Linked DNA regions of Mus musculus: region 1 is linked to region 2. The links are chromatin loops, found by intact Hi-C in ENCODE. Cell type or tissue: left cerebral cortex. All regions are shown on one strand. Links, peaks and the distances in the headings refer to the core of each region. The heading gives the core; the rest is flanking DNA.

Region 1 (16,061 bases), core at 3,863-11,862, 110 kb before region 2:
GAGAAAAGAATCTATTTTGAACAAAGGAAAAATGAAAAAATAGAATATTTGGATAGATGTTTATAGGTGAAAATTTGGTGATTCAGGTTGGAGTAAAGTACAATAACAAAAAGATAAGCCGAGATTATATAAATGTGATAATGTTTATTTTACATTTGTGTGTGTGTGTGTGTGTGTGTGTGTGTGTGTGTGACAGTGTGACAGACTTACAAGAACATCAGGGTAGGGACGGGGGGAGAGGAGAGACTCTTTTACATACCACAGTGCACATGTGGCAATCAGAGGATAGTTGCAGGAGTTGATTATCTTCACCATGTCAGTCCTAGGGATCAACCTAAGGTCCTCAGGCTTGGCAGCAAGGTACCTTACCCACTGAGCCATCTCACTGACCCAAATGATGAAGAGAGTATAAAAGATACATGTAAGCAGAACTTACAGCAATAGTGTGTAACGGTTTGGTAGCATACAATCTGTAATTGTAGGCTAACCTCCATATGCATAATTAACATGATGATAGAGGGAGAAAATGTAATTAAAAAATAATCAAGCTTGCAGATACTTATACCCAACCAATGGACAGAAGCCAGGGACCCCTGTGGTTAAATTAGAGAAAGTCTAGAAGACACTGAGGAGGAGAGTGACCATAGGAGGAGAGTGACCAGCAATCTCAAATAACCTGGACTCCTGAGATCTCTCAGACACTGAGCCACCAAACAGGCAGCATATATTAGCTGGTCTGATGCCCCCAACACAGATACAGCCGAGTGTTGCCTGGTCTGGCCTCACTGAGAGAAGATACATCTAACCCTCCAGAGACTTGAGATCATAAGGAGTGGGAGGTCTAATGGGTTGGGTGGGGTGGGGTAGGGACATCCTCTTGGAGATGGGGTGTGGGGGTGGGGGAGGGATGGAATGAAGAACTGTCAGAGGATGGACCAGGAAGGTTGGTAATGACTGTAAAAGAAGATTTAATAATAATAATAGAAAATAATCAAGCCACGAAAAGGAGGGAAAAGGCACAAAGAACAGATGAGGCATAGAATAAGGAATAACTTAAATTTTACCCTGTCTATCATTATATGAAATGATAAAAGCTAAGGACTGCTTTGAGAAGCAATAATCAGACAGTATGAAATCCTGCAACTTTATCAAATATTGCTGCCAAGAACCACAGCTGAAAGATAGTAAGGAAACAGAAAAATTGAAAGTAAATGTTGGACATGTTAGACAAGGGCTGGTGAGATGGCTCAGTGGGAAATTTAAATCCCTAGAGCCCATTCATAAGCCAGACACTTAACCCTCATGCTTCTACAGGGAGATGGTGGAAGAGGCAGGAGAACCCCTGGAAGCTTATGGGCCAGGTAGCCTGGCATCCATCAGGAAAATGATGACAACAGCAGCAAAAAGAGCCCCCATATCAAACAAGGTGAAGGTAGGGTGTTGGTTTTAAGAAAATTTAATTTGGAATAGAATTTAAAACACAAGGTTAGAAAATAATAAAATTTGGAAAATCAAAAGCCTTAGCATTTTTCTCAACAGCAGGTGTGGAACTTAAAGAAAGCATTAAAGCACAATGGCTCTTTGTTAGACTGCTGCATTGTTTAGAGCCATCCAGACAGCCATGATTCAGAGTAAAACTTGACTAATCTCAGCTTAGTTAGGGCAGTGAAGATGGCCTCACCAACAAAGAGTTGTCATGGACAAGGGACAAGAGAACTTTGTGGGCAGAGGCTCCTTTGTGGTGCTTACTCGGGCCTTAAGAAGCAGTCCTGTGAAGAAGACAGCGAATGATGTTCCAGTGGGGTTGGGAGAGGGGAAAAGCTAGACAAGGCAGACCAGATTCAGATTGCAGAAACCACTGAATGCCAGGAACTACATCTTAGAGCATCAGTGTTAGAAGCATAGAAAATGGACTGGTTTAGGAATGATGGGGTATGGGGAAGTGCTGTTGGTGGCAGACTAACAGGTCATCTGCAGTTCCAGAATCTAAAAAATTGAAACTCTGAAAGGGGGATGTCTTTAAATTGGTATTGAAACTGATGTATTAAAATTTGATATGGGGTGAGAGAGATGGCTCAGTGGTTGAGAGCACTTGTTGCTCTCTAGGTTCAATTTTCAGCTCCTCCATGGTAGCTTATGCCATCTACAACTTTAGTTCCAGGGATTCTGATGCCACCTCTGACAGGTCTGAGCATCAAGTTTGCAAGTCGTACACATGCATACATGCAGGCAAAACACTCATACACATAAAATACAACCCAAAACTTGATCTTAATTTGTGTGAATAATTTACTGGGACCCTTTAACTTTCCCAGAAATATCAGTGTGTGGTCTCAGGTCTTACTGGAGCCCTATCATAGTGCCTTCAAAATTTTCCAAGCTCTGAGTAAAATAAGGTATACATGTGGCTCTAGTCTTAGTGTAAAAACCATGAACCATTAACAAATATTTATGCTATGTATGCTAGGCCTTAGTATACAGTACCTAGATGCTAGAATTACAGAAAAATTGCAGCTTTATTCTTTAGCAGCTTTTATGGAAAAAGACATAATGATCATTTTAATATTCTGTGATGTCAAGAGTGACTGAGTAGGAAAATAAACTGAGTTCCAAGTCCTGGCTAATTTTCTCTACTGTGAAAAATTTTCAAATATATCTGTGCACCTTTTCTTAACTCTCTGACTTCATTCCTTCCAGAGCAAGACAGTAGCCCTTGATGAGGAGTTGAAGACTCCTTGTGTAATTACCTTTCCATGAGAACTGCACAGCAGTATTTTGCTTTTTGGTTGATTGCACCTTTACATATTCAGATCTTTTTCCCATCTGGTTTCTTTTTCCAGTAGCTCCTCTTTCCTGCCAAGGAAGTGTTCTGCTGCTCTGCTATGGTTGCCTCCACTTTGAATCCTCTACCCCTGGCAGACTTTAATGTTTATGTTGCCACTGTCATGCTAACTATTGTGCGGGTTGTTGTGTTTAACTATCCATCAGGATGCCATCTTTTGAACAGTGTGTACTTTTGAGAATTGCAATCTGAATGACTCATGCTAGTGTCTGTCAGCCTACCATGGCCTTGATTTAGGACTTGAGGTGAATGTGCCAGCTGTAGTGCTGCTGACCTTGTTTCCAGTTCCCAGTTCCGTCTGCAGATATAGTAGAGTTGTACTCGCTCACTACCTTGAAATTAGGCCATACCAAATGACTTTTGGCACATGAGTTGTTCCTGAAAGTAGTGTGTCCACAAACGCAGGAATACTTAATGTTGGCTCTGCAGTTCCTTATGTTGCTGCTTCCTTGCCTTGGTGTTCCCAATGGCAAATGTTCATCTTTATTTACATTTCAAAGTTATCCCCCCTACTTTGTTTCCCCTCTGCAAATCCCCGATCCTATCCCCCTCCTCCCTGCTTTTATGAGGGTGCTCTCACACCCACCCACTCCTGCCTTACTGCCCTAGCATTCCCCTACACTGGGGCATTGATCCTTCACAGGACCAAGGCCCTCCCCTCCCATTGCCAGATAAAGCAATTCTCTGCTACATATGCAGCTGGAGCCATGGGTCCCTCCCTGTGTACTCTTTGGTTGGTGGTTTAGTCCTTGGGAGTCTTGGGCAGGGGTCTGGTTGGTTGATATTGTTATTCTTCCTATGGAGTTACAAACCCCTTCAGCTGCAAAGGTTCCTCTTAATTCTGGTCCTAAGTAAGGATAACGTGGATCAAACTCTCAGCACAGGTATACAACATGAGTGAGCAAGAAAGCTGTATTTTATCTCCCCCCCCCCCCCGTGTGTGTTTGTGTATGTATGTGATGCAGAATCCATTGGAACAGTTGTGAACCACTTTTTCCTAAGCATTTTGTGGATAAGTTAAGTGCACTTGGTTGAACTGTAGTGCATCTTCACTTTAGCCACCTGAGCGTTGTGGCTTTTGATGCAGTTCACTGACCATTAAGAGTTGCTCATTTTCAGTAGTTTGGAACTTCACATTACTAAGTTGTTTAAGCAGTCTGCTTCCAGGGAAAGACAATAAATAACATTAAAGTGGGGGAAACAGCACAGATAATTTTCTGTTCAGATCCAGAGCAAGGGGGCTGTGGAATGGTACACATTTTCATTCTTAAATTTCTAAACAGCAGTTTAGAGAGGTGTTTGTTAGCTGTTTTAATTAAAAGGAAGTTGATTAGGTACACTTAAAATATTTTAATAAAATTAATACTTTTGATATGTTTAAGCTAAATATATCTTAGGTTTCTAGTTACTATAATTGACAGATCAATAATAAAATTAGTTGGAACTAAGCTATAGCTAGTCTCTTTTACTTAATTTTATTCAGTCTGTACAAACATCTACTTATATATAAGCCTTCTTGTCCAGCTGCAAGTAAAGGGCCATCCATCTTTTGATGGTGTTAAAGCTGGGCAGGTGTTGCATTGCTATTTGCTTTTTGCCCAGTGGGTGGCAGTACAATCCAACTGGTTGCTTGCAGTTGTCTTGGCAAAATGAAAAAAATAAAGGCCTTAAAATTTAAATCTGTTGACATTCAAAGTGTGTCTTAAAACAAGCAGATGAACAAATAACCTCTTTACTTCCCCAAGTATACTTCTTTTCTTCTTGCTAGACTGAAGATTTTAGGTAATAAAGTTATTGGACTGAAGAAATGGTTAAAAGTGTTTATAGCTCTTGTGCAGAACTAGAATTTGATCTTACCACTTACATTGGGCAGCTCACAGCAGCCTGTAACTCCAGCTCTAAGAGGTTCTGATGTACTGTTCTGGACTCCATGGATACCCATGCACATGAGGTTACTGTCTCTGTCTCTCTGTCTCTGTCTCTCTCTCTCTCTCTCTCTCTCACACACACACACATACACACACACACATCCTCCCTCCTTCCCTCTCTCCCTACCTTAAAAGAAATTTACCTGGTTACCTTTCTTCCTAGACCTCAAGCAAAATAGATATCATTACCATTAGTAACTCTTTTACTTGTGAACTGCTGAAGGCTTTTCACTGAAGCAGTTGCCTACAGAAAGTCGTTCTTACAGGAGAATTTTCCAGTGAGACAATCTAATCTAACCCTGAGCCATTTCCACAAGTGCTCATTCAGACAGTGGTTTTAATGTTCATCATGAGCCTCTGAGGGTAGAGACTTCTCCTTAACCTGTTTCATTGCAGGCTTAGCATGATCTTAGGTTCTCAGACAGATTCAGAAGTGACATTCTGTAAGTTGCTAGAAAGCACATATCTGCAGTACAGTTAAGATTTTTGAAGCATCTGCTTGTTTCAGTTGAGACAGATAGAAGGACAAGCAGATACTACCTACATTTGCTTATTACCAGACTGTAGAATATATTTATATAGATTATATTTTTTAAAAAGGTTTTTTTTTTTTTTTTTAGATTTATTTATTTATTATATGTAAGTACATTGTAGCTGTCTTCAGACACACCAGAAGAGGGAGTCAGATCTCGTTACGGATGGTTGTGAGCCACCATGTGGTTGCTGGGATTTGAACTCTGGACCTTCGGAAGAGCAGTCGGGTGCTCTAACCCACTGAGCCATCTCACCAGCCCTAAAAAGGTTTTAAAAAGGCCCTTTACTTCTGAGACATCTCGTTTTGCTCCCATAGATCATAGAATATGTTATTTTTTAAGGTTTGCTTTGAGACAGCTATGTGCTTGTTTCAAAAGATAGGGGAAATTTTCCTTTAAGAAATAAATCCTTAGGAACTAACTGGAACTGTTCAGCTGTTTAGCTGTTCAGAATGCTTGCTGTTCTTCAAAGGACCTAGCATGACCAGTCCTTAGAACTCAGTTCACCTGATATGCTCACTAGAGTAACTCTGGGGGCCCTTAAACTTGTTCAAGGCTCTGCTAAATACAGGCTTTCTACTGTGTATTATTTCCCCTGTAATTTTGTTGACATTTGCAATGATAATGCAAGCAGTGGTGGATCAAATTGTACATGTGTGAATTAGAAAATAAAGCAACCAATCTCACTTGGGAATGTCCTATATGGTAGGGTATGAGTGACACGTGTATACCACTGGGGAGGCAGAGGCAGAGGGGCCGAGGGGCAGAGGCAGAGGCGCAGGTGACTGCAAAGAGACACGAGCTCTGGGGGTACTGGTTAGTTCATATTGTTGTTCCACCTATAGGGTTGCAGACCCCTTCAGCTCCTTGGGTACTTTCTCTAGCTCCTCCATTGGGGGCCCTGTGTTCCATCCCATAGATGACTGTGAGTATCCACTTCTGTGTTTGCCAGGCACTGGCATAGCCTCACAAGAGACAGCTATAACAGGGTCCCTTCAGCAAAATCTTGCTGGCATATGCAATAGTGTCTGGGTTTGGTGGCTGATTATGGGATGGCTCCCTGGGTGGGGTAGTCTCTGGATGGTACATCCTTTCGTCTTGGCTCCAAATTTTGTCTCTGTAACTCCTTCCATGGGTGTTTTGTTCCCTATTCTAAGAAGGAATGAAGTTATCCACACTTTGGTCTTCGTTCTTCTTGATTTTCTTGTGTTTTGCAAATTGTATCTTGGGTATTCAAAGTTTCTAGGCTAAAATCCACTTATCAGTGAGTGCCTGTTTGGTTGTGTTTTCCTTTAATTCTTTAAGGGATTTTTGTGTTTCCTCTTTAAGGACTTCTACCAGTTTAGCAGTGTTTTTCTGTGATTCTTTAAGGACTTCTACCTGTTTAACAGTGTTCTCCTGTATTTATTTAAGTTATTAAAGCCCATCTTGATGTCTTCTACCATCATAATGAGAGATGATTTTGAATCCGAGTCTTGCTTTTTGGGTGTGTTGGGGTATCCAGGACTGGCTGAGGTGGGAGTGCTGGATTCTGATGATGGTGAGCAGTCTTGGTTTCTGTTGGTAAGATTCTTGCATTTGCCTTTTGCCATCTGGTAATCTCTGGTGTTAGTTGTTATGGTTGTCTCTGGCTGGAGCCTGTTTCTCCTGTGATTCTGTTAGCATGTCAGCTGTCCTGGGAGTCCAGCTCTCTTCTGAGTCTCAGTGGTCAGAGTACTCTCCTCTTGCAGGGAAGGTGCACAGCGGTCTGGCGTTCAGACCTGCCTCTGGCTGAAGATGAAGGCCCGAAACAGGGCCTGTCCCAGAAGATGGGTTGCCTCTGAAGTCTGCGTGGTCACCTGCACAGACTGGTCTCCGAGGGACCCAAGACACAAGATGGTTCCCTAACCTGCTCTGGAGGTCAGAGCCCTCCCAGGTGGTCACCTTTCCTCTGGTGGGGAAAGTTCCCGGATGTCTACAGCCCAAAACAGGGCCTGTCCCAGAAGCTGTGTCACTTCTGCAATCCGCACTCTCACCTGCGCAGACTGGTCTCAGAGGGATCTGGGAGACAAGATGGATCCCTCACCTGCTCTGGGGGTTCATAGTTACATTTCTAAGAAAATGTTTAATGAAAATTATTCAACTTTATTCTCTCCCTGAAAGCCAGAATTTTAAACAATTGTGTACTGTATCTGGTGAACATCATGCAATACACCTTTTTTCAAAGCTATGTCTTAACTTTTAAACCTAATTTGTTTTATCATAGCAATATACCTGCTTCCTAAAACACATTAAAGAAAAAAGGGTTATATAATGGTACATAATGTAACAAAATCTTAGGATGTTGCTGATTGGATAATTTTATCAAAAATGCTCTTTTTTATCAAAGACCTCTACATCCATGTTGACTTTATTGCAAAACATGTTCCCTTTTTTGTTTGTTTGTTTATTGTATAGCAAAGAAGGTCAACCCTGGAGTAAACATGCTTTCAGCTGCTTATACTATGAAGCAGTTGGATGGTTTCAGAAACACTAAGCCTTTGCTCTTTACAGTAATGCACAATGAAGTGGCAGTGATTTGGCTGCAGCAGAAGAGACTAGACTCATGGCAGAATAGTAGCTAATAGACTCTTGATAGCAGCAAATATGTAAGAAATATGTGTTACTGGTGTGTGTGCTGGTGTACTTTTGAAGACACACCATACAATTCACAACCCTTGGTTTTATGTCTCTTGAAAACTGAAGGACTTATTCTTTGGACCCTCATCTGTGAAGCCCATTTCCTCTAGTCTGCAATGCCTGTGAAACTCATTGTGCCTAATGTAGTCTGCTTCTGCTCACCCACCATGTTTGTACAAATGAATATTTCCTGCTGTGTTTAAGTCACAGTGCTTTTCATTTCCTACTTGGGCAATACCCAAGGGTACTAGTAGGTGCTGAACATTTTATTTGTAGGCTTTAACTTTTCACAGTTCCTTAATCAGCTTTGAGCTTGGCAATAGAGTAGATTTTGTTGGGAGCTAGTATGTCTAAACACCATTGCTAACCAAGTCACTCATCTTAAAAATGTCTATAATTTGGCTTTAGGGATTGGACATGATTTGGTGAGTAGTAGTATAATGTTTACTAAATACACCTTGCTGTCTGGGCTCTAGATGTTTAAGAGGTGGAGTGTCCCCTGTTGATAAAGTCCAGTTTTATTTGTTTTTGAACTACACATTCTCACTTGTTGCCCAGGCCGTTCTCAGTCTCCGTGGGAGTACAGGGGCTCTTCACTGCACCTTTACTAATTCCAGATAGAAAAGCATTTGCTGTAGCCCACATAAAACTAAAGGCTTTTTGGAGCCTTCAGGCTTAAAGATTTATCATTTATTATTTTCATGTGTATTTGTGCATCCACATGAGTTTATGTGCTTTATATGGGTACAGGACCCTATGGCAGCAAGAAGACAGCATCAGATCCCTGTGAACTGTCATGCGTGAGCTGGAATCCAATCCTGGGTTCCCTATAAGAGCAGTAGGTGCTCTTAACTACTGAGCCATCTCTTCAGCCCCATCTTCAGTTATTTAAATAGTGCAAATGGTTCCTGAGGCCAAAATGTTTAAGATGCAATACAATAAAACTTACTCCAAGATAGATTACAGATTGATATTCACATGTGTATAGAGAGCTATCATACTCTTATTTCTACAAGCAATGTATTTTTCAGAAGGATAGAAAATAATTAAGTGGTGGTTTCAGGGAGTAGGAAGTTAACTTAAAACACTAAACCCATTTGAACTGACTAAAATTTTAAACTAAATAAGGAGGGGGCTGAGGGTTTAGCTGTGGGTTCTGTCCAAAGCACCTGCACTACTTCCCCTAAAAATTGCAAGAAGTTTAGAATAATTATTATTTTTTTCTGCAGCTTGTTTCTTCCTTTTTGATATGATGGATTATTTTTCCAATTAATGTTCAAGCCAAATAATACCATTTTGGAATAGTGAAACTCAACTAGGCATCATTTTTCTCAGTGGGGACCAGAGTTTATTGGATGTAAGTTTTAAAGAGGAACAGTTTGATTAGGATTTTCAAAGTCACATTTATTTCTAGTTTCCTGGAATAGATGGAGTTTATTTTCTCAGACTGTCATAATTTATAGTCCTGTCATTTCAAAGGTTTTGAGTAAGTGCAACATGAAATGTGGAAGTAAAAAAGTTAAGTGTTCTGACATTTGATTTAGCACAAAAAGTACTTTTTAATACTCCTAACCTTTGAGGCTTTATGACTTTGTAAAGGAATAAGGAGTTCAATTGTATTTATTCTCTCTGCTGTTAAATGTGCCTTTTGATCAGTGTTCATGTTTTTTTTAACACTTAGACGAAGTGTCCTTTTATGAAAATGAAAAAAAAATTTTAATGTAATAGCTTTTCAAATTTTTTCTTCTATATGGGTAGAATTTACTTCTTTGAGTGCTGAATATCATTTCCTAAGTTCTTTGAAGCTTCTTTGAGGAAGATGGTGTATGCCAGTCTGTTCATTAAGGGTAGTTAGGCTTGCTTGTGATGCAAGCCATTTCTCCTAAGTTCTCTGGTTGGCGAAGATTGCTTTTTAAAATATGAATGGATTTTTCTAAGTGTTAGGCACATGGCTGCTGTGCACCCTTGCTCATATATAGTTTTACAGTATGTGTCTTTTTTCAAAGCGGTTCCAGATTTTCTCTTATTTTTGCCACATTCTCAGAAATAGCATAGTGTGAGTATTGCTCCTTAGCATAGAAATTGAAATTCAAAGTGATGCATTAGTTGCTCAGTACACTAGAACCTTGATAATACTAAAGTAGAAATTTAGATTTAAACAGTGCTAGGTTAGATTTAGATGTTGTAAAGTTTAGATTTCAAAAGACCCTGCTTTTGAAAAATATACCTCTCCCTGTATCCTGTATTCTAGGCATTGTGGTTAGATTGGAGAAGAGCAGGTAAGGTACAGATTGTTGCCTCAGGGGCTTGCAGTTAGTAGCAGAGATTACTCAGTAGGAGCAGTAAGTGGTTTGCTCCACTGAAGGGAACTCAGATGTTTTGAGAAAGTGACAAAACTTGAAGGAAAAGAGTAAGTTTGGTGAGGCGTGGGTAGAGAGATGTTTGGGCAGACAGAACAACACTGATTCTACTTGGGATTGGTTAGTTGGTCCATGTACTGAGCTGGGTTGTGTATAAGAAAGAAGGTGTAGGCTGTGGAATCAGAAGTAGACAGTGTGCTCTAAATTGAGAGGTGTGAACTTAAGAAAAAAGATGGTAGTGGGGATTTTGGAGTACTAAGAAGTTGCTGGAATCTGATTGAGTCTTAGTGCTTATTAGCTTGGGATCATACTCAAATGGTTAAATATTTCTGAGCTGTTTCCCTCTTATGTATGATAGAGACAACTTTTATTCCACAGGTAGTTAGGAAGACTAGGAAAAGAAATGGGAAGATAAACACCAGACCTTTAAGTACTCTGTAATGAAAGATGAAGTAGAGATAGTTCCCAGCATATATTCCAAGCTCCTAGGTAGAAGCATTATGAGGTGACTCCTTTAGAGGTATTAGAACATTCAACATTTCTCAAATAGCTTAAGGCACAGTTTGTATAATTTTACTTAGTTTATGTGTATGTCTCTGTATATGAGTGGATGGGTACCTGAAGAGGCCAGTTAGAGGGCTGGAATCCTTGGTTCTGGAATTACAGGTTGTGAGCTGCTTGATAGGGTTCTGGGATCCAAACTCAGGTCTTCTGGGAGAACAGCAAGCACCCTTAACCACTGAGCCATTTCTCCAGCCCCCTAATTTCATATGGTTGAACTTGGTACTTAGGAGTCTTAGTGTGGTAGAACATGAAAGCATGATGTTGTCTTTAAGGTCTGGTTGTCAGGTGATGAAGTTTTCAAAGAACAGACCTTATGTGTGGAATGTTTTGTTTTTATATTTTATACCTTCCCATTCCCCAACACTGTGGCTCAGAAATTTTTAGTTCATGTATCTTATCATTTGCTAATATTTTAATCCCTTTAAATTTAACATTTTAAAATTTAATTAATAATTTAATTTAAATTTATTTAATTTAAGTAATTTAATTATAATTTATAATTTAATTATCATTTGCTAAAATTTAATCTTTTAAAATTTAATTAATTTAATCTTTTATTTAGGCTTCTTTAATGTTAAATTAACTTAAAGAATAAAATAAAATAGTACATGGATATAGTTTTGTAAAACATATCATCTTATGGTACTACAACAAAATACCATAGACTGGGCAGTTTAAGTTATTTCTTATATCGGTTTGGAAGCGGAGAAGTTTCTAGATTGAGGTTCTGGCTTATGGGTTCCTGGTGAAGACTCCTCCTGGATTGCAGCTGAAACATTCTCACCAAAGCCTTCTCCGTGCCACATTTTGATAGCAAAGATTTAGAAACCCTTTGTCTCTTTAAGGGCATGGTCTTTGTAGGATGTGGGGCCATGCCCTTATGACTTCATGGAATTTTAATTATTTCCTTACTTCAGTTATAGCTATACTGGGAGACAAGACATGTTCAGTCAACGTACAGTAAATTTGGAGAGGTTCCTTGGTGAATTTGTGACTTAGTATTTTGTAGGAGTGAGTGACGTTAGATGTGCATTATACTGTACTTCAGTCTAGACCTGCAGGTATATGTGAATCATTTGAGTCCTTACTTCTCTTGTTGACAGTTGGTTAACTAGAGAAGCTGTTTACAATGGAGATAAAATTTAAAAATGTATTAGCCACTCTAATAGTGTCTTAAAAGATTGGTTTACTTTATTTTATACTTGTCAGTGCTTTACTTCATTGTATGTTTGTATACCACATGATACAGTGCTTGTGGAGACCAGAAGATAGTATTGGATTCCCTAGAACCAAAGGTTTAGGTGGTTGTCAGCTACCATGTGGGTGATGGAAGCTGAACCTTGGTTCTTTTGTAAGAGGAGCAAGCATGCTTAACTGCTTGACATCAATTCAGCCTCTGGTAGTGTCTAGAGCCTGCTTTACTTACTTGAATTCTGTCCCCCCTAATTCCAGGTCCTAATATGGTTTGATTCCTTTAAGAACTATCTCTAATTCAGTGGTGATTTATTAAAATCATACTTTTTAGCTAATATGTTAAAGCCATATAGTTTTTTAAAGTGACTAAAGTGTCATAGAATAGACTTTGGAACAAAAAAAAATCTGAACTGACTTTAGAGTATAAGTACCTCCCCATTTTAGGTTCTTTCTGAGTTTATATTGCTGGGGTTGAAGAAGTACTTTCAGCTGGTTTCCCAGAGTACTTACGTTGATATTCTTTCCCACAGGCCAGCCCTCCAGACCTCTATATTGAAAGATTTAATATAGCTCTGGGACAGTATATGGGAGCATTGCAGAGCATCGTGCCTCTTTTCATATATATGGTAAGTTAGAGCTCTGTCACCCTTTCTTTCCCAAACCATGCAAGGCTAATTGTGTTCTGTTTTTATTTACTATAGTTATAATTTTTTCCCATTCCTGAGTCAGTTTACAGATGGGTGTGTTTATGAATATGGAGCCTAATTCACCACCTTATTCTTACAGCACATCTAAGTGGAATAAGCCAGAAATTGGAGGTGAGAAAGCTAGAAGGGCATTTCTTCTCCATCCCTCCCACAATTTTCTTTTATTAAATTTGTTCTTTAACAGTTTCATACGTGTATATAGTACATTCTGCATGTGTTTTTCTCTAACCCTCTCTTCCTCTGTGCTGTCCCCCACCCCCCAGGATCCCCACAGGTCTCATTCCTATGTACTTGCTGAGAGGAGACCTTTAAATCCTGTCAGGAAGGAGAGTATTAGATGAGGAAAGCTTGAAACACCTTTGTTCAGAAAAATACCCAAAACAAAAGTAGATGGGGAACATTGTAGGAAATTTGTAAAATACTAGACACAGATTTATTGTCTTTGATAATTAACTTTTATGGATTAATTAGAAAAAAGTCAGCAATACTATGTTTTTGTCTGATATGAATTAGATAGTTCACAGAATACATATACATATATATATCATTAAAAAGGAAAAATATATCATGCCATTGTTAAATGTAACTTACAATTACTTTTAAATTACTCTTTAAAAAGTGCTTGGAAATACTTATTTTTGATGAATCTGTAAAAGAAACAGACCTATAATTTAGAGTAGAAATGAATTGCTAAAATTGCCTTGAAAGACTCAGATTTTATGTGTAAAATTTCTCAAGTTCATAAATAGATATAAACACTAAGTGTATATATACACATATATATGTGTATGTGTGTATATATATACACACACACATGCACGTGCATACATACATTTTAATAGCAGAACATTGGACATATTTGTATTGTCATCAGTTGGGGATTGTTTTAACAATTTGTGGAAAACAAGAAAATAACACAGTTAATACCATGGCATGTTTCTATATTTTTGTGGAGAAATGTCTCCTAGGTCCTAACATTAGGGTAAAAGTGCCAGGTACTAAGCTACAAGCAGTATGTAGTACTCAGTGGGGAGAGGAGTGGTTCCCATGTAAGGAGTGTTTCAAAACAAGTGTATCATGTCATTTTCTCTATAGAATGGGACCTATAAAGCTAAAACACAGGATCAGCTCTGGAAGGCGTTAACCCATTGGCATAGCTGTAGTTTTTAACCAAGGGTTTGCATGTTATTTTTAGATTCCCCTTTAAAAAAAAAAAAAAGCAAAAAACAAACAGAGAGGGAAATACTGCTGAACTAAGAGAGTGACTGAAAAATTTGTTTTCATTCCCTTTGTGTTTTCTACTCTTGGTCATTGAGCTAGCATTTAAAACATGAACACATTTAACAGTTTCAGATTTTTATTTGTTTTCCTAGTCAGGTGGATTTTGGTAAGAAAGGGAAAACTTGATTCAAAGTGACTCTGTTAAATAAGGAATGGCAGTCCATCTTGTAACAGACCTTGAGAGTAGGCAGTTCCCAGGTATGTTGGGAGTCAGGGTTTCTGTTTTATAACTTGCTGTACACCATAGAATTATCTTTTATTGGATATAAATGAAGAACTTTTCCTTTAATCACTGCTTGTGGTTAGCCTGATTAGGGTATCTGCTTCTGAGCAGAGATGGTATCTAGAATTTGGTATAGTGGCCATTACTGAAGGGCCTGTATAAAGGGACTTTTCCTAGTGGCTTCCACTACCTGCTTGCCCTAAGCTTTGGATGCTGAGGAGTGCCTTTCTCGAGTCTTCCTGCATTGCCTTTTGATGCTGGCGATGAGCTTGTTTTTTGTTTTTAAAGATTTATTTATTTATTTATGATGCATACAGTATTATGCCTGTGTCTATGCCTGCAGGCCAGAAGAGGGCACCAGATCTCATTATAAATGGTTATGAGCCACCATGTGATTGCTATGAATTGAATTCAGAACCTTTGGAAGAGAAGTCAGTGCTCTTAACCTCTGAGCTATCTCTCCAGCCCTGGGGATGAACTCTTAAAGGCATGGCACACAGCATGGCTCTGTACTGCACTGTTTCCATATTGTGAAGTTAATAATTGGATCTTTCAACCTCATGCCAAGAAAACCTGTGACTAGGAATGGCTGGGTTTTGCAGTTTGCAGGGCTTTTTTAATTTTATTATTATTTTATTAATCAATATATTTATTCATTCTCTAAAACAGTATTTAGTTCTCCTATTCATGCGAGTGATTACTTTTCCCTATTGATATATAAAAACTTATTTTCTTTTTTTTTTTTCAGAATAAGTTTTACATAGAAACTAAGCTTAACAGAGACTTAAAAGATGACCTTATAAAACTGTTTACGGAACATGTTGCAGAGAAGCACATTTACAGCCTAATGCGTAAGTATACTTTTACTTCCTTTGGGGGTGAGACAGCACTAGCCATGGTCTCCTTTTTCCTTTTTCCCTTTCTTCTCCAGCTCACTCTTACTCTTTTCTTTCATCTGAGAACACTGTCTCTAAACTCCAATATTGACATCTCTAGAGCCAGAGAGCAGGAAGTTAAGTCTACCTCAGTCTATAGAGAGACACGATTGAAACTGGTTTAACAGTCACCTACTGTTCTGGGCCACTTAGGCAGCTCTTTTATTGGACAGTGTACTTGGCCTGTTCTGTGTTGCCATTCCTTCCCTGAGCAGGAGTATGATTAGGAAAGTCACGTGTCACCAGTGACTTCTGAAAGAGCACTGGGTGTCTGTGAAGGCGAGCACAGGCTCTCTCTGGTTCTACTGTTAGTCTAGTGTGGCTGCTATTTACCATGTTAGCAAGTTGCTAGCTTCCTGTGGATTAGCATCTGTAAAATATTTAGTATGGTTGTTTAGATAGCTAATTAGGATCCAGGTTCCAAGCTCATTCAGTCTTTCCCAGTCCCTGGCATTATTTCCTCCTTAAGAGAGTTTCCCTTTCCCGAGTAGACTCCAGGTAAACCATCACTAGTTACTAAGCACCTTCAGAAGCTCATGTTTTGGTCAGTATTCAGCAAGGCAGTCTTTAGTATTCTGTAACTAATGTGGATTGTAGTTTATATTTTATTGAAAACTTTTAGTTGTAATTAGTTGCTGCCACACAGAGGTTTTACTGAAATTTTACAAAGTAATTGTTTTAAAGCTTGACCACAGCTCTTGTTTTCACTTTTGCTTTTAAATGAAGACAAGGATTTATATACTGGGCCGGTTCACTTTTGCAAGGTACAGTTTTCACTCAATAATGTAGATTCAATTGACATCATACTCCCAGAGAGTCCAGAGTCCAAAATAGGA
Region 2 (16,061 bases), core at 3,391-11,390:
CGATATTTTGACTTCTTCCTTCCCAATTTGTACCCCTTGATCTCCTTTTGTTGTCCTGCTCTGGCTAGGACTTCAAGTACAATGTTGAATAGGTAAGGAGAAAGTGGGCAGCCTTGTCTAGTCCCTGATTTTAGTGGGATTGCTTCCAGTTCTCACCATTTATTTTGATGTTGGCTACTGGTTTGCTGTAGATTGCTTTTTATCATGTTTAGATGTGGGCATTGAAATCCTGATCTTTCCAAGACTTTTATTGTGAATGGGTATTGGATTTTGTCAAATGCTTTCTCTTCATCTAACGAGATGATCATGTGATTTTTGTCATTGAGTTTGTTTATATAATGGGTTATGTTGATGGATTTCCATATATTAAACCATCCCTGCATCCCTGGAATGAAACCTACTTGGTCAGGATGGATGATTGTTTTGATGTGTTCTTGGATTCTGTTAGCGAGAATTTTATTGAGTATTTTTGCATCGATATTCATAAGGGAAATTGGTCTGAAGTTCTCTTTCTTTGATGGGTCTTTCTGTGGTTTAGGTATCAGAGTAATTGTGGCTTCATAGAATGAATTGGGTAGAGTACCTTCTGCTTCTATTTTGTGGAATAGTTTGTGAAGAACTGGAATTAGATCTTCTTTGAAGGTCTGATAGAACTCTGCACTAAACCCATCTGGTCCTGGTTGGGAGACTATTAATGACTGCTTCTATTTCTTTAGGGGATGTAGGACTGTTTAGATCATTAACCTGATTCTGATTTAACTTAGGCCCTGGTATCTGTCTAGAAATTTTTCCATTTCATCCAGGTTTTCCAGTTTTGTTGAGTATAGCCTTTTGTAGAAGGATCTGATGGTGTTTTGGATTTCTTCAGGATCTGTTGTTATGTCTCCCTTTTCATTTCTGATTTTGTTAATTAGGATGCTGTCCCTGTGCACTCTAGTGAGTCTGGCTAAGGGTTTATCTATCTTGTTGATTTTCTCAAAGAACCAGCTCCTGGTTTGGTTGATTCTTTGAATAGTTCTTCTTGTTTCCACTTGGTTGATTTCACCCCTGAGTTTGATTATTTCCTGCCATCTACTCCTCTTGGGTGAATTTGCTTCCTTTTGTTCTAGAGCTTTTAGGTGTGTTGTCAAGCTGCTAATGTGAGCTCTCTCTAGTTTCTTTTTGGAGGCACTCAGGGCTATAAGTTTTCCTCTTATGACGGCCTTCATCGTGTCCCAGAAGTTTGGGTATGTTGTGGCTTCATTTTCATTAAACTCTAAAAAGTCTTTAATTTCTTTCTTTATTCCTTCCTTGACCGAGGTATCATTGAGAAGAGTGTTGTTCAGTTTCCAAGTGAATGTTGGCTTTCTATTATTTATGTTGTTATTGAAGATCAGCCTTAGTCCATGGTGATCTGATAGGATGCATGGGACAATTTCAACATTTTTGTATCTGTTGAGGCCTGTTTTGTGACCAATTATATGGTCAGTTTTGGAGAAGGTACCATGAGGTGCTGAGAAGAAGGTATATCCTTTTGTTTTAGGATAACATGTTCTGTAGATATCTGTTAGATCCATTTGTTTCATAACTTCTGGTAGTTTCACTGTGTCCCTGTTTAGTTTCTGTTTCCATGATCTGTACATTGATGAACGTGGTATGTTGAAGTCTCCCACTATGTTGTTTGAGGTGCAATGTATGCTTTGAGGTGCAATGTGTGCTTTGAGCTTTACTAAAGTTTCTTTAATGATGTGGCTGCCCTTGCATTTGGAGCATAAATATTCAGAATTGAGAGTTTCTCTTGGAAGATTTTACCTTTGATGAGTATGAAGTGCCCCTCCTTGTCTTTTTTGATAACTTTGGTTTGGAAGTCGATTTTATTAGCTATTAGAATGGCTACTCCAGCTTGTTTCTTCAGACCATTAGCTTGGAAAATTGTTTTCCAGCCTTTTACTCTGAGGTAGTGTCTGTCTTTTTCCCTGAGATGGGTTTCCTGTAAGCAGCAAAATGTTGGGTCCTGTTTGTGTAGCCAGTCTGTCAGTTTATGTCTCTTTATTGGGGCAATTGAGTCCATTGATATTAAGAGATATTAAGGAAAAGTCATTGTTGCTTTCTATTATTTTTGTTGTTAGAGTTGGGATTCTGTTCTTGTGGCTGTCTTCTTTTAGGTTTGTTGAAGGATTACTTTCTTGCTTTTTATAGGGCATGGTTTCCGTCCTTGTATTGTTTTTTTTCTTTTCTGTTATTATCCTTTGAAAGGCTGGATTCATGGAAAGATAATGTGTGAATTTGGTTTTGTTATGGAATACTTTGGTTTCTCCATCTATGGTAATTGAAAGTTTGGCTGGGTATAGTAGCCTGGGCTGGCATTTGTGTTCTCTTAGTGTCTGTATAACATCTGTCCAGGATCTTCTGGCTTTCATGTCTCTGGTGAAAAATTTGGTGTAATTCTGATAGGCCTGCCTTTATATGTTACTTGACCTTTTTCCCTTACTGCTTTTAATATTCTATCTTTATTTAGTGCATTTGTTGTTCTGATTACTATGTATCAGAAGAATTTCTTTTCTGGTCCAGTCTATTTGGAGTTCTGTAGGCTTCTTGTATGTTCATGGGCATCTCTTTCTTTAGGTTTGGGAAGTTTTCTTCTATAATTTTGTTGAAGATATTTGCTGGCCCTTTAAGTTGAAAATCTTCATTCTCATCTACTCCTATTATCCGTAGGTTTGGTCTTCTTATTGTGTCCTGGATTTCCTGGATGTTTTGAGTTAGAATCTTTTTCCATTTTGAATTTTCTTTGATTGTTGTGCCGATGTTCTCTATAGAATCTTCTGCACCTGAGATTCTCTCTTCCATCTCTTGTATTCTGTTGCTGATGCTCGCATCTATGGTTCCAGATTTCTTTCCTAGCGTTTCTATCTCCAGCGTTGCTTTACTTCGGGTTTTCTTTATTGTGTCTACTTCTCTTTTTAGGTCTAGTATGTTTTTGTTCATTTCCATCACCTGTTTGGATGTGTTTTCCTGTTTTTCTTTAAGGACTTCTACCTGTTTGGTTGTGTTTTCCTGTTTTTCTTTCAGGACTTGTAACTCTTTAGCAGTGTTCTCTTGTATTTCTTTAAGTGAGTTATTAAAGTCCTTCTTGATATCCTCTACCTTCTTGATATCATCATGAGATATGCTTTTAAATCTGGGTCTAGCTTTTCGGGTGTGCTGGGGTGCCCAGGACTGGCTGAGGTGGGAGTGCTGGGTTCTGATTATGGTGAGTGGTCTTGGTTTCTGTTAGTAAGATTCTTACGTTTGCCTTTTGCCATCTGGTAATCTCTGGAGTTAGTTGTTAAAGTTGTCTGTGGTTAGAGATTGTTCCTCTGGTGATTCTGTTACCGTCTATCAGCAGATCTCGGAGACTAGCTCTCTCCTCTGAGTTTCAGTGGTCAGAGCACTCTCTGCAGGCAGGCTCTCCTCTTGCAGGGAAGGTGCACAGATATCTGGCTTTCGGACCTGCCTCCTGGCAGAAGATGAAGGCCGAAGAAACAGGGCCTGTACCAGAAGCTGTTAGCTTCTGTAGTCCACACTCTCACCTGCACAGACTAGTCTCAGAGGGATCTGGGAACCAAGATGGCTCCTCCAGGTGCTCTGGCAAAGCCCTTCCGGGAGGGGCGGACACCTCTCCTCTGGCAGGGAAGGTGCCTAGATGTCTGGAGCCCGAAACGGGGTCTGCCTCAGAAGCTCTGTGTCTTCAGCCTGTCCCAGAAGCTGTTAGCTTCTGTAGTCCACACTCTCACCTGCACAGACTAGTCTCGGTGGGATTCGGGAACCAAGATGGCTCTCCCAAATATTATTTCTTAAGAGGCTTTAAAAACTATCAAAGCCCAAAATCCCATCAATAACAAATATGATCAGGCAAGGTCTAGAGTGTAGCTGGATCCCATCAGAAGACCACAGGAAGCCAAATCTCTGTCTACTCCTTAGGTTTCAGGGATTACTGCTATCCAGGGCCAGGGACCCTGAATTAGCCAGGTGTGATGTGTCGGTGACCTTCAGCCTCTGCTATTTCCCTGTATGCCAAAACCTGTACATAAAGAGCACCCTCTTTAGCATTTCCACTTGACAGTGTAAGAAGGGATGGTCCCACAAGCACCTTAATTACTTTATCTGTGGCTGTGTCTGCTGCATTAAAAATGATTTTCCCTAGAGAACAGCATGTTCTGTACTTCAGAGTTCAGTCCTGACTCCTGAACAATGGTTTCCCAGGCAGCCTCAGATTGAATTGGCAAAGTCACTCTTTCTATCAAAGGTAGCCTTGCCCTATGAAGCCCAAGGAGGGGCCTGGAGGAGTTAAGTATGCAGGAAAGTCAACACCCTGATTTAAAAGTTGTGGTCTTGATTCTGTTTGTCTGGGGGCAGATTGGACTGGTGTAATCTGAAGGACAGTTACCAGTTTCTTTTCCCACATCCCTTCCCTTTCTTTCCTTTTCATTAAAGTTATAAATAACCAGCTCACATCTTAATGAAAGGGAGTGGTGTGAAGGACCAGAGGCCTCGGAAGGAAACCTACAGTAATAGCGCAGTTGCTAAGGAACAGGGCTGGACAAGTTAATTTTGTTGGCATAACATCTCCTTGTTATTTAATCTTGTGGCGTATGCATTTCGTCTGTCTGTCACCACATTACCAAAGCCAGAAGAAGCTGCTAATTGCAACACCAAGGTTGCAAACAGACCTGTCCAAACCTTGTGGAGATTTCAACTGTCAGAGTGAGGCCTGAGCTTTGATTTTTGCTTCTAGAGAAACGGGGGAGAAAGCTGGTGAGGGGCCATCCCTTGCTCTCTGCCAGACCAAACACTCACATGCCCAGGAGTGGCTCATTCTGGCTGAATATTAGTCCCTTGGGTTTCTTTTGGAGTGAGCCAATGTTTGGCTTTCACTTTCAAGGATACTGGTTTAATTGGTCTGAAAATGGGGCCTAGGCATGAGAATTTATGGGCCCTAGTGATCCTAGGCTGAGCACTACTCATTTTTAGAACCTTTGTCTTTCCACTGCTGGGTTTCATTCCTATGGTCCCAGAGCCTCTTGGGATTTGTTGTTAGTTTCTCCATCTGCCTCTCTATCTCTCCCTCCCTCTCTCCCTCCCTTCCTCCTTCCCTCCTAGACACACCGTGTATGTGAGAGAGGGAAAGAGAGAGACAGAGACAGAGAGACAGAGAGACAGACACAGAGAGAGACTGAGAGAGAGAGACAGAGAGAGAAGAAAGAGGCTCAGTGGATAAGAGATTTGTAGAGCAAGCATGAAAACCAGAGTTCAGATCTCCAGCACCCACCTATAAAGGTGGATGCAGTGTCGTGTGTCTGTAGCCCCTGAGCTGGAGAAGAGGAGACAAAAGGATCCTTGGGCTTGCTGGCCAGATACCCCAGTTCAATGAGTGCTAAGTTTAGCAAGACACTTGTATCAAAAAATAAGAACAAAAGATAAAGACACAAGACATTGATCTCTAGCCTCAATATGCTTGCATACAAGTATACATGTTCACATGCACGCACACAAACACATGTATCATCTCTTGGCATCTTTACCACAGTTGTATAAAGAGGGCATTACAAAAATCCCACTTAAAAGAGAAACTAGTATTTAAGAGGTTAAGTACCCAGATGCCAATTGCCAATATCTGGGATCTGAACGTGAACCTGATGCCAAAGCATGCCAGTGGCTTCTACTTTCTGCAGGAAACTCACAGAACCACAGATGCAGCTCATCTGCCACCATGGTTAGGGCTAGTCTTGGCTAGAGGATGGAGACACCTGGAGGCAGCAGCTGATCAGTCAAGTTTAGCAGCATGACTTCAGGTCCTGCCTTGAGTAGGAAGTTCATAAACATCCCTGCTGTTACTGTGCATTGAATTCAGGGCCTTATGCACACTAGGAAAGTACTCTACCTGGATTTTACTTTAGCCCTCCAGCTTTCTCTTATCTTGCTCTTGCTGGGCAAGCACTGAGCTATACACCTACTGAACTATATTCCCAGACCAGTCTTAGCTTTTTTTCAAAACCGTGTAGTTACCTTTCCATGGGCTGAGGGACATACCTGCTGCACAGGGCCATTGCTCAGATTAAATAGAATGATACACATAAAACACTTGAGTCAGGTCCTGCCATACACTCAGGGAATGGTGGCTATCATTATCTTCTTCTCAGTGCTAGAGTGCAGAGCTGACTGACTGCCTACTCTTCAGACCCAGGTCTCAGATGTTGGATTCTCTGAGGCTCAAGACTTGCAGACTCGAGTTCAAGAAGTTGACCCTTTGGCTTATACAATCATGCCAAGCCAGCAAAGACTTGTCTCCAGTTATTTTTTTTTTGAAAGAAATTAGGACCCATTAGCTTTCTTTGGGGGAGAGTCTAGTAGATGAAGTGGATTTAACATTTTCTCTCTCACTCTCCTTTGCTTTATTCTGTCTTCAAGGATAGGCTGTTTACTCCAGCTCAGATATACAGGTATTTTAAAAACTGTATGTATGTATGTATGTATGTATGTATGTATGTATGTATGTATGTATGTATGGTGTGTGAGCATTTATAAATGTGTGGTTGTACATGAGTACATATGAGTTTTGTGGTGCATGTGTAAATCAGTTGTTGATGTTTGACATCTTCCTTGGTTTTCTCCACTTACATACTGAGATAGTCCCCCACCCCCACGTTCTCCCCCAACCCTGATGGTTGTGAGCTGCCATGTCCACTGGTCTTTATTGGACTCTGGGGATCAGATCTTCCTCATTTCTTACTCTTCTGTCCTTACGCCTTTGGGGCAGGTCCTTTAACCAACTATTAAAAAACCATAAGGATGGAGAGATGGGTCAGTGGACTATTGAGCTCAATAATTCCAGTGTGGAAAAGTTTCAGATTCAGATCTAGATGATCCAGGCCAGTGATGCTGCAATTTTCAGGTTGGCCTGCAGGTGGAGTAAGAGCACACGACAGGCTCAGACTCCTGGGGATTCATAGACTTATTTACCTCAACAGTCACAGTCATCTCCAAGTTCACTAAGTCTAGTGCCCTGGTGGCTCTCAGGATCCATTTGGTAGTTCATTTACCTAGGCAAGAATATGAACTGAAGAAAAAAGTAGATAGAGATGGTGGGGGACGAGGGGCTGTTTCCCCTCCAGATATTACAAAACAAAAACCAAACCTTTCTCAAGACTTGAAGGAATCTGAGCAGGATCAGCTTCCAGTTGTATCCAAACTGTGTGAGCCTTGATCGCCATCAAGTGACAGACAGAAGTATTTTTCTAGGATGAAATTGCCTCCAGGGGAAAGGCAGAAGAATCTTTCAGTTATCACACTGCTTGAGTTACCGTTTATTCCTCTCAGCGGTGGGGACATTACAAGGATGAGTTGTCAGTGAGACAGTAGATAGCACTGGACAGTAATGGTCTTTGGGTAGTGGACACAGAAATGACACACTCACCATCATGAGGAGCCCTCAGCCCAGTGAATACATCAGAGTGGAATGGACTTATTTACAGAATATGACAAGTGAGGGGGCTTGGGAGATGGATCAGTGCTTGCCTTATGTCTTAGGGTTTTACTGCTGTGAACAGACACCATGACCAAGGAAACTCTTATAAGGACAACATTTAATTGGGGCTGGCTTACAGGTTCAGAGATTTAGTCTGTTATCATCAAGGCAGGAACATGGCAGCATCCAGGCAGGCATGATGCAGGAGAAGCTGAGAGTTCGCCATCTTCGTCTGAAGGCTGCTAGAAGACTGGTTTCCAGGCAGCTAGGATAAGGGTCTTAAAGCCCACACCCGCAGTGACACACCTACTCCATGGCCACACCTTCAAATAATGCCATTCCCTGGGTCAAACATATTCAAACCACTACATTCTACTTCCTGGCTCCCATAGGCTTGTTCAAACACATGTGTTTATGGGGGCCATAACTAGCCATAGCCTCTTACAGTGCCAAGCCTCAGTTGCTCTTCATGACTACTTCATGTCTTCAAAACCAGTACCATCTGGGTGACTCTTGAACATTACCAAGTCCAGCTGCAGCACGAGGTACAACCTTGGCTATTTCAGGAACACAGCTTCTTTGTGCTCACAGAAAACACTTCCCAGATGATTTCACATCAGTGATGCTGGTCTCTTCTCAACCACCACTAATTTCTTAGTTCCAGCTAACCATCATCAATTGTCCCAGAAGTCCTTTCTATTCTGGACTTTAAAGCCAGAGCCATGTGGTTAAAGCTGCCAAGTTCTGCTGCTTTCTGGGTCTGGAACATGCCTCCCCTTATTCTATTACCAGCTGTCTGTTTTCCAACTCCCTCACTGCCTAAGTTTGGCTGTCCTGGAATGTTTTTGTAGATTGACCTTGAACTATGAGATCTTCATGGCTCTGTCACCTGGGATTAAAGGTCTGTACCACCACTCCTGGATTTAAGCTTTTCTTCACCTAAAACTTGCTCTGTCCCAGGCTGGCCTTGAACTCAGAGATCTGTTTGTCATTGTCTCCTGGGATTAAAGGTGTGTACCACCATGTCTGGACCTAAATTATCTGGGTGGGATCTTGCCCCAAAGTCCTACTTCCTTAATCTGTTAATTCCTAGAACATAGGACCCAGCTCCATTCTACTTCCTGGTACCTGTTTAATACTTGAACTATATATTTTATATTTTCCCTTTCTCAGTTTGCTCATTTTCATTAAAATGCTTTTCATAAGAATGAACGTTAGTAACCACACAAAAGAATTTATACTAGGCTCTTTTGAGACTTCCTTTTTCAAAGTAATTAATCTAAATCTTTTCACCTTAGCCTCAGGCAGACTCTGGACAATGGTAAAAAGCAGCCACATTCTTCACTAAGATATCACAAAAACAGTCTCTATGCTACATACTGAAATTCTTCTCTACTGAAACCTCTTGAGCCAGATCTGCACAGTTCAAATTGCTCTCAGTAACAAAGTCTTTTATATTTCTACTAGGATTGCCCACTAAACCCCACTTAAATGATTCCACTGCTTCTCAAATCCAAAATCCCAAATCCACATCCTTCCAAACAAAAGCATAGTCAGACCTATCACAGTATGCCCCAGTCCCTGATACCAATTTCTGTTCGTAGGGTTTTACTGCTGTGAACAGACACCATGACAAAGGCAACTCTTATGATGACAACACTTAATTGGGGCTTACAGGTTCAGAAGTTCAGTCCATTATCATCAAGGCCAGAACATAGCAGCATCCGGACAATCATGGTGCAGGAGGAGCTGAGAGTTCTACATTTTCATCTGAAGGCTGCTAGAAGACTGGCTTCCAGGCAGCTAGGATGGGAGTCTGAAAGCCCACACTAGCAGTGACACACCTACTCCAAGGCTACACCTCCAAATAGTGCCACTTCCTAGGCTGAACATACTCAAACCACTACATCTTATAACCACAAGGACATGATTTTAATCCCTTGAACCCGTTTTTAAAAAGCTGAGCATGATGATGGAGTTAGAATTGCAGAAACATTAGCAGAAAGGTTCCATGGGTCTTATTGGCTAATCAACCTAGCCTACTTGGTAAGTTCTAGGTCAATGAGGGACCATGTCCCAATAAAAGATGGATGGTGTTCTACATGCACATGAACACATGTGCATTTACTCATGCACATGCACACACACATAAAATGTACATCTATATTTATAACTCCTTATATATCTCTCAATATATCTCTCATCTATCTCTATCATCTATCTCTCTATCTCTCTATCTCTCTATCATCTATCTATCTATCTATCTATCTATCTATCTATCTATCTATCTATCTATCTATCTATCTGTCATCTATCATCCATCTACCATCTATCTTATCATTTATATCTATGATCTATCAATTGTCTATTCGTCCACTCAACTATTATCTATATAAAACAAGTATCCTATAGGTATTTTGGAGAGAGCTATTTTTACTTCCCTGATCTTAGAAGACCAGCCCAAAGAAGGCATAGTATACTTACCTGGTGAGTAAATAGACAATGATTTCTTTTAGATTCCCTGCTATGTACTCTATTTCTTCCTATGAACATAGTCCCAGTGCTAAAATTACTATCTGGCACATCTCCGTTTTCTCAATACAACATATATATGTATGTATATATATATGTGTGTGTGTGTGTGTGTATGTGTGTATAATTTTTATATATAATTATATATAATTTTTCTTTCTCTCTGCAGGCCTACAATCTATTTTCCTATCTTGGATTTTAGGATCAATACTTTTCTTTGCCAATGCCAAAAAGTCTTTGCTTGGCCAAATTATCAGATAGTCTCCTAAACCTTTCTATCTCCTTGCAAGAATTTAACTGAACCAGCCTAGCAAGAGCCCTCTCTGATCTACTCATCCTTGGTCTCGGGTCAGATTCTTCCCACTGCTGTTCCCCCCAGGGATGTCTGCTTACATTTGCCTGCCTTCACCAAAACCACAATAGGTTAGAACCTGAGAACTTACTACCTCTTAGGTGTCCTTACCTCTTCCCCACCCAGATTGCTTTTTGACTATCATCTCTGCTGACCCAAGTTGTGCATGGAATTGAGTCCAGTTCTACACTGAGGTCTCTTCTCCCCATTCTGGCATACAGCCTTCATTATATATGTCTTACTGTGTTGCCATCAAGTTATGGTGTTTCTTTGAAACTAACCTTTTTGCCATTAGTGGTTTTGTTTGTTTGTTTGTTTGTTTGTTTGTTTGTGCACACGTAACTCTGTGAGGCATTAAATCTGAGGACAAACAGCAATAAATAGAATCTTGTCCCCTCCTGGGAACAGATGTACTTCCTGGTGCATCATCTTCTGTATATTGGACATGGGACATGGAACAGCAAATTGTCCTGGCAGAGCCAGCTTCTCCAGAGCCCTGGGGAACCCACAAGACTGAGGTACTGTGGGTGACTTTGCATTTGGTTTCTCTGCAGGCCCAAACCTGTCAGTAGAAGCTCTGTTCCAGTCTCTCTTGGCGGTGACGAACCTGATCTAGTAGCCCTGATGGGACTGGCCTTTCTCCTGGGTTAGGTAGAAACATGCCTGCTGCCATCCCATTCACCATGGGCCACTCTGCTTGGGGATGCTATAGTCGCTCTGTGTCACACTTGGACAGCTGTTTCATTATATGAAATGCAACAGGGAATGACATGGATCATCATACAGAAATAATTATTTAAACAACTACACATGAACTAGTGCCAGACACTATTCCTGGTCCTGGGGACAGAGCCCTGAATTGGACAAAAAGGCTCCCATCTCTAGACAGAATATTCTAGAGAAACATTATGCTTCTATTTCGACTGCTTTGGTTGACAGTGAGGATTTTGTACTAATTTCCCTTTGAAAAAGATTGCTGAGCCATGGGTATGAAGGTATGGAAGAGGGAGAGAATAGAGCTCCTGCCTGTGTGTCAGTATAGCAGTGGGGGTGGCATTTAGGATTTGGGCTATAGTGAGAGCAGAGATAGGGCTTGGAGCAGATATAGATTAGGAGAAGAAAGGAGATACCTGTGTGTGGTGTGGAACCTGGAAGCTGCTGGCACAGGTTTGGAGGTTGTGGCCAGAGAAACCACCTGTAAAAGGTTTCCAGGGTACCTTGGCACATCTTGAGGATGACTTGGGTGAGAAGTATCCTCTATTCTGGTTACAGATCCCAGGCTCTGAAGGACCTCAGGTCTACTTCTTGGATTTTGTTCTTTAATACACAGAGAACACTCAGGAACAGGGATTCACCAAATCACCGCACTCATGAAATGAGACCCACCATCCCTGCATAGGAAAGAATAGAGCTACTAGCTTCTCAATTATCCCCAAGGAAGCCATCTCTTAGGCACTGCTCAAACTCCTGGACCCTTCCCTAGAGAGGCCCACAGGGACACATGTATGTGTAATTCCTGCCCCTGATATATACCCTAGAGCAGGATCAGGACTGTTAGTCTCGGCCTCGTCTTCGCCCCCAAATGCAGTTCTCAGCTCATCCTTCCTTTTAGCTAAGCAGATTGAAACGTTGGTCCCCATGATAACTCCTACACTCCACACTTAGACAGCAGATGAGATAGTGGGTGTGGTTAGCAGCACAGTTTGCAGCCAGATGATCCTGGTTACACCAGTCTCTCACATTTGGTATCTGACACTTGGAGGGCTGATGGGACCTCCACACAGGTCTTATCATCATGAGAATACAGACTCTCCTATTTTCCAGCTGTTCAGGCTTCAGTGGGTTGGTAGAGGTGAAGCTCCTGGCCGAAGCTTTGTGAGCTCATACTGGTTCATCAACAGGAATCCATTGCTTCACAGAAGCTTCCAGGCTGACTCTAGATGCCTTCCTTTCTTCAATGAAGGCTGCCTGTGCAGGGCTTCAGCCACACTTTTTCTGACAGTTGAAATAAATATGCCACTTCATGCTTCTCCACCAGATGTCAGGCCAAGGCTGTGCAATAAAGCCAGTCCTGGGCTTTGCAAGGTGGCAACAGTCCAGAAAGGTAGAGGGCATCACAGTTTTCAAAGACCTGGTCTAGTGTTTGTTTATTTTTTATCACCATAATTAATGAGGAAGAAAATACAAGTCCAACCGCATTCAGGGAGAGGGGCACAGAGCTGTCTCTTAAGAGTGGATGCCAGAAAACTCATAGCTGTGCTATAAAATGGCCACACTTTTCCTTTAATCAAAAAAAAAAAGAAAGAAATTAAACATCGTCTTATGTAGATCAAGATATCCCCCAATTCACACAATTCTCTGATTCAGTCTCCAAAGTGCCGGGATTATGCACCACCATGTCCAGCTACCTCTCCTGTCCCATGTGTGTGCCTGTGCACACATGCATGCTGCATGTCTGTTGGTGTGTATGTCTGTAGGTATGCATGCATGTGAGTGTTTGTGTGGGTAGAGGCCAGAGGTCAGCCTTGAGTGTTGTTCCTCAGCATGACAGCAGGATGCTTTTCGTCTTGAGTTTTGAGAAAGGGTCTTCACTTGGCATGAACTGGATGATTAGGCTAGGCTGGCTGAGCAGAGAGCCCAAGGATCTGCACTATCTTCGAGCTGGGGTTGTAAGTACACCAGCTTTTTAATGTGGATTCTGAGGGACTGAGCTCAGAACTTTATGCTTACAGGGCACGCACCAAATGAGCTGTCCCCTCAGTCCGCTGCATTCATTCCTGGCTTTCAGTTCTACTACTTTGTCTTTATTCTTCCCTATGCTGTCTGGGGATCTGCTTATTCTATCATGTGCTTGTCTCGTTTTCTGACAGCGTCTCATCTTTATATTGTTAACACCGTCTTCCGACTTTTCTTAATTTTGTGTGTGTGTGTGTGTGTGTGTGTGTGTGTGTGTGTGTGTGTGTGATGCAAAGAACTTTGCTCAACTGGTGAGATTGAAATCAGAAACCACATCTTTGCCCCTAGATCATGTTTGTGATGTCTTATTAACAAGATCATCAACACTGACACAACTTATCCATGATACTTTCTCAGTGAATCCACTTACACATTCTGTAAAGCAAATTTATTTTTTTTTAAAGCTTGCCACCAAATGGTTGCATCAGGCATCTTTACAGATATTTTTGCTATTACAGAAGATCAGTTTGTGATTCATATCAAGATTGGAGGCAGCAATTCTGTTTTTTTTTTTATCAACTATCTGAAACTGCCAGTTTCCATGTGCATATCTATATAGGATTCCATCTCCATTTATCTTTCATTTGAGATTAAAATCTGTGTTTAGCCTAACACTTCTTAATACCATTTTAGGTCCCCCTGTGCTATTGTAATGATAGCTCTGGCTAGGTCTGCTGAGCCCTGCCCCTTCTTAAGTACTGGAGATTGAGTGTGAGGCAAGCATTCTACTACTGTGCCACAGCTACAGCCTCCTTTCTACTTTTAATTTTGAGATAAGGTTTCACAAGCTTGCCCAGTCTGGCTTTAAATTCTGTCTGCAGCCCAGGCAGGCCTTGAACTTGTGAGCTTAGTATTCCACGAGTAAATTTTTGGTGGAGAAAATATACGTCAAATAGAATGCATTTATTCAGCACCTGTGTGGTCAACATGAGATAGGAACCAAAGTGAATTAGAGAAGCGGAGAAAATGTCCCTGCCCTCCAAACCCACAGTGTTGTCTGGTACATCCTGGGCAATGTGACCCGCTTCCTGTGTGTTATAAATCTTATAACAACTTCTCACAAAAATGCAAAATAGGAACTTTGCTTGAGAGAAGTGAAATCATGTGCATATGGCCACACAGCTAGTAAAAAGAAAGAACCTTGGCATTCATCACAGTTAGGGTTTTTTTTTTTTTCAAATTAACACAAACACAGACATACCCTTAAAGAAGGAGCCTTAGTTGGGAATTTGCCTCTATCAGATTGACTTGTACTTGTGTCTGTGGGTCATTTTCTTGATGGATGATGGCCTGTAGCCCACCATGGTTGATGTCATCTCTGGGAAGGTGGGCCTGGGCTATTAAGAAAGGTAGCTGAGCAAGCCAGAAGAAAAAGTCAATAGACAGTGCTCCTTCATGGCTTCTACTCCAGTTCTTGCCATCAGGTTCCTGCCTTGGGTTCCTGCCATGACTTTCCTCAATAGTGAACTGTGTGTAACTGTAAGCCAAATAAATTCTTACACTCCCAAGTGGCTTTGCCTGGTGTTTTTTTCACAGCAACAGAAAGCAAGCCAGAACGGTATTTAAACTGAGATCTCTTTAAATATAATACCCATGTTTTCCCCTTTTTTAAAACTGCAGATGTCTTAGACAGTAGAACCAGCTACATATGGCATTTTCTGTGTCCGTCTGGGTGGTTTCTCCCATCCTGGCCAATCCTGGACTAATTATCCTGACACGGGTTATATGTATAAATCTCTCACGTAGATTTTGTTTGAAGGCAGAATTTACAGATACAGCAACAGAGTTAATAGAAGATGAGGATTTTAGTTCCAGCTGAAGTAGCAAGGACAGCAGAAGAGATGTCGGTAATTAGATAAGCTAGAAGAAAAGTAATTTTGGAGCTGGGGATTTAGCTTAGTTGGTAGAGTGCTTGCCTCCCATGCATGAGGCCTTGGGTTTGATACTCACTATGCATAAACTAAATGTGATAATATCCTCTCGGAGTCATAGTATTCAGCAGGTGGATCAGGAGTCCAAGCTCATGCTTGGCTGTGTATCAAGTTTAAGGCCAGACTCAACTACATGAGACGATATTAAAAAAAAATTCTCTCTCTCTCTCTGTGTCTGTGTGTGTGTGTGTGTGTGTGTGTGTGTGTGTGTGTGTGTGTGTGTGTGTGTATGTGTGTGTGTGTGTGAATTTGAAGGCACTGGACAGCTATCAAAGCAACAAAACAGGAGAAATGGTTTCTTGGAGAGGTATAATCATTTTGATGTTAAATTCCATTCTTACTCATTTACTTCAGCTTCTCTCCTTAGGACGTTTCCAGTTTAACAGAGCACTGGGCATCAGCTGAGAAGAGGCTGATCTTGCTAGGCCAAGGATTATGAAGTTTAGGTCAGAGGTCAGAGGTCAGAGTTCTGGAAAGTTGGCCACATTGAAGAGAGGTTATCAAGCCACTGATGTCCTGAGATTCCCACAGAGAGAGGATGCCAAGGAACCCATCAGATGTCAGTAGTTGGATTTCTAAATTTTTGAGCAGATATCTGAAGTTTACAGATGCTGAGAAGAGAGAAACTGGAATTCATTCTCCCTCGAGTTGGAAAAGGTTTGATAAACAGTTTCCATTTTTAGTATGACATCAGGAGGATCATTCTCTGGGAAAGAAAGCAGAATTGAAGTGTACAGCCCTGGAAATGTTCCAGAACTAATTCTCAACAGAACAAGGTGATCTGTTGGATTGTCTAAACAAAATGTCTTAACCACTTTCAATAAAAATTTATGAAATATGTGGGAGTACAGGATATTAACTAGAAATTAAGAGAAATGATGTCAGTAAAAATGAACCAATGAGCTGGGCAGTGGTAGCACGCACCTTTAATCCCAGTACTCAGGAGGCAGAGGCAGGAGGATCTCTGAGTTCAAGGCCAGCCTGGTCTATAGACTGAAATCCAGGACAGCCAGTGCTACCCGGA

The links. Hi-C counts contacts between places; a loop is a spot of excess contacts. Peaks named below come from ENCODE experiments on the same cell type or tissue, not always from the same donor. Only the 100,000 strongest peaks of a DNase experiment are listed, where the experiment ranks them.
Region 1: it touches region 2 in a loop (7-fold over the local background); 10 of 42 quality-filtered maps call a loop at or near these places.

The regions. Positions count from the first base shown.
Region 1 is chr19:60,542,090-60,558,150 of GRCm38, reverse strand. Cacul1 (CDK2 associated, cullin domain 1) reads left to right here. Exons shown (of 9, transcript NM_030197.2): 4 at 12,610-12,705; 5 at 15,039-15,141. It overlaps Gm41884 (a long non-coding RNA gene), which reads left to right and starts at 7,039. Exons shown (of 2, transcript XR_877980.1): 1 at 7,039-7,202; 2 at 9,191-10,721. In left cerebral cortex, for the core only: a CTCF peak has its summit at 4,441 (motif pointing right); a DNase peak (open chromatin) is centred at 4,436.
Region 2 is chr19:60,428,903-60,444,963 of GRCm38, reverse strand. No RefSeq gene overlaps it. Among named protein-coding and RNA genes, the nearest start is that of Prlhr, 31 kb to the left of the region's middle. In left cerebral cortex, for the core only: a CTCF peak has its summit at 6,937 (motif pointing right); DNase peaks (open chromatin) are centred at 4,571, 4,789, 6,987 and 7,166.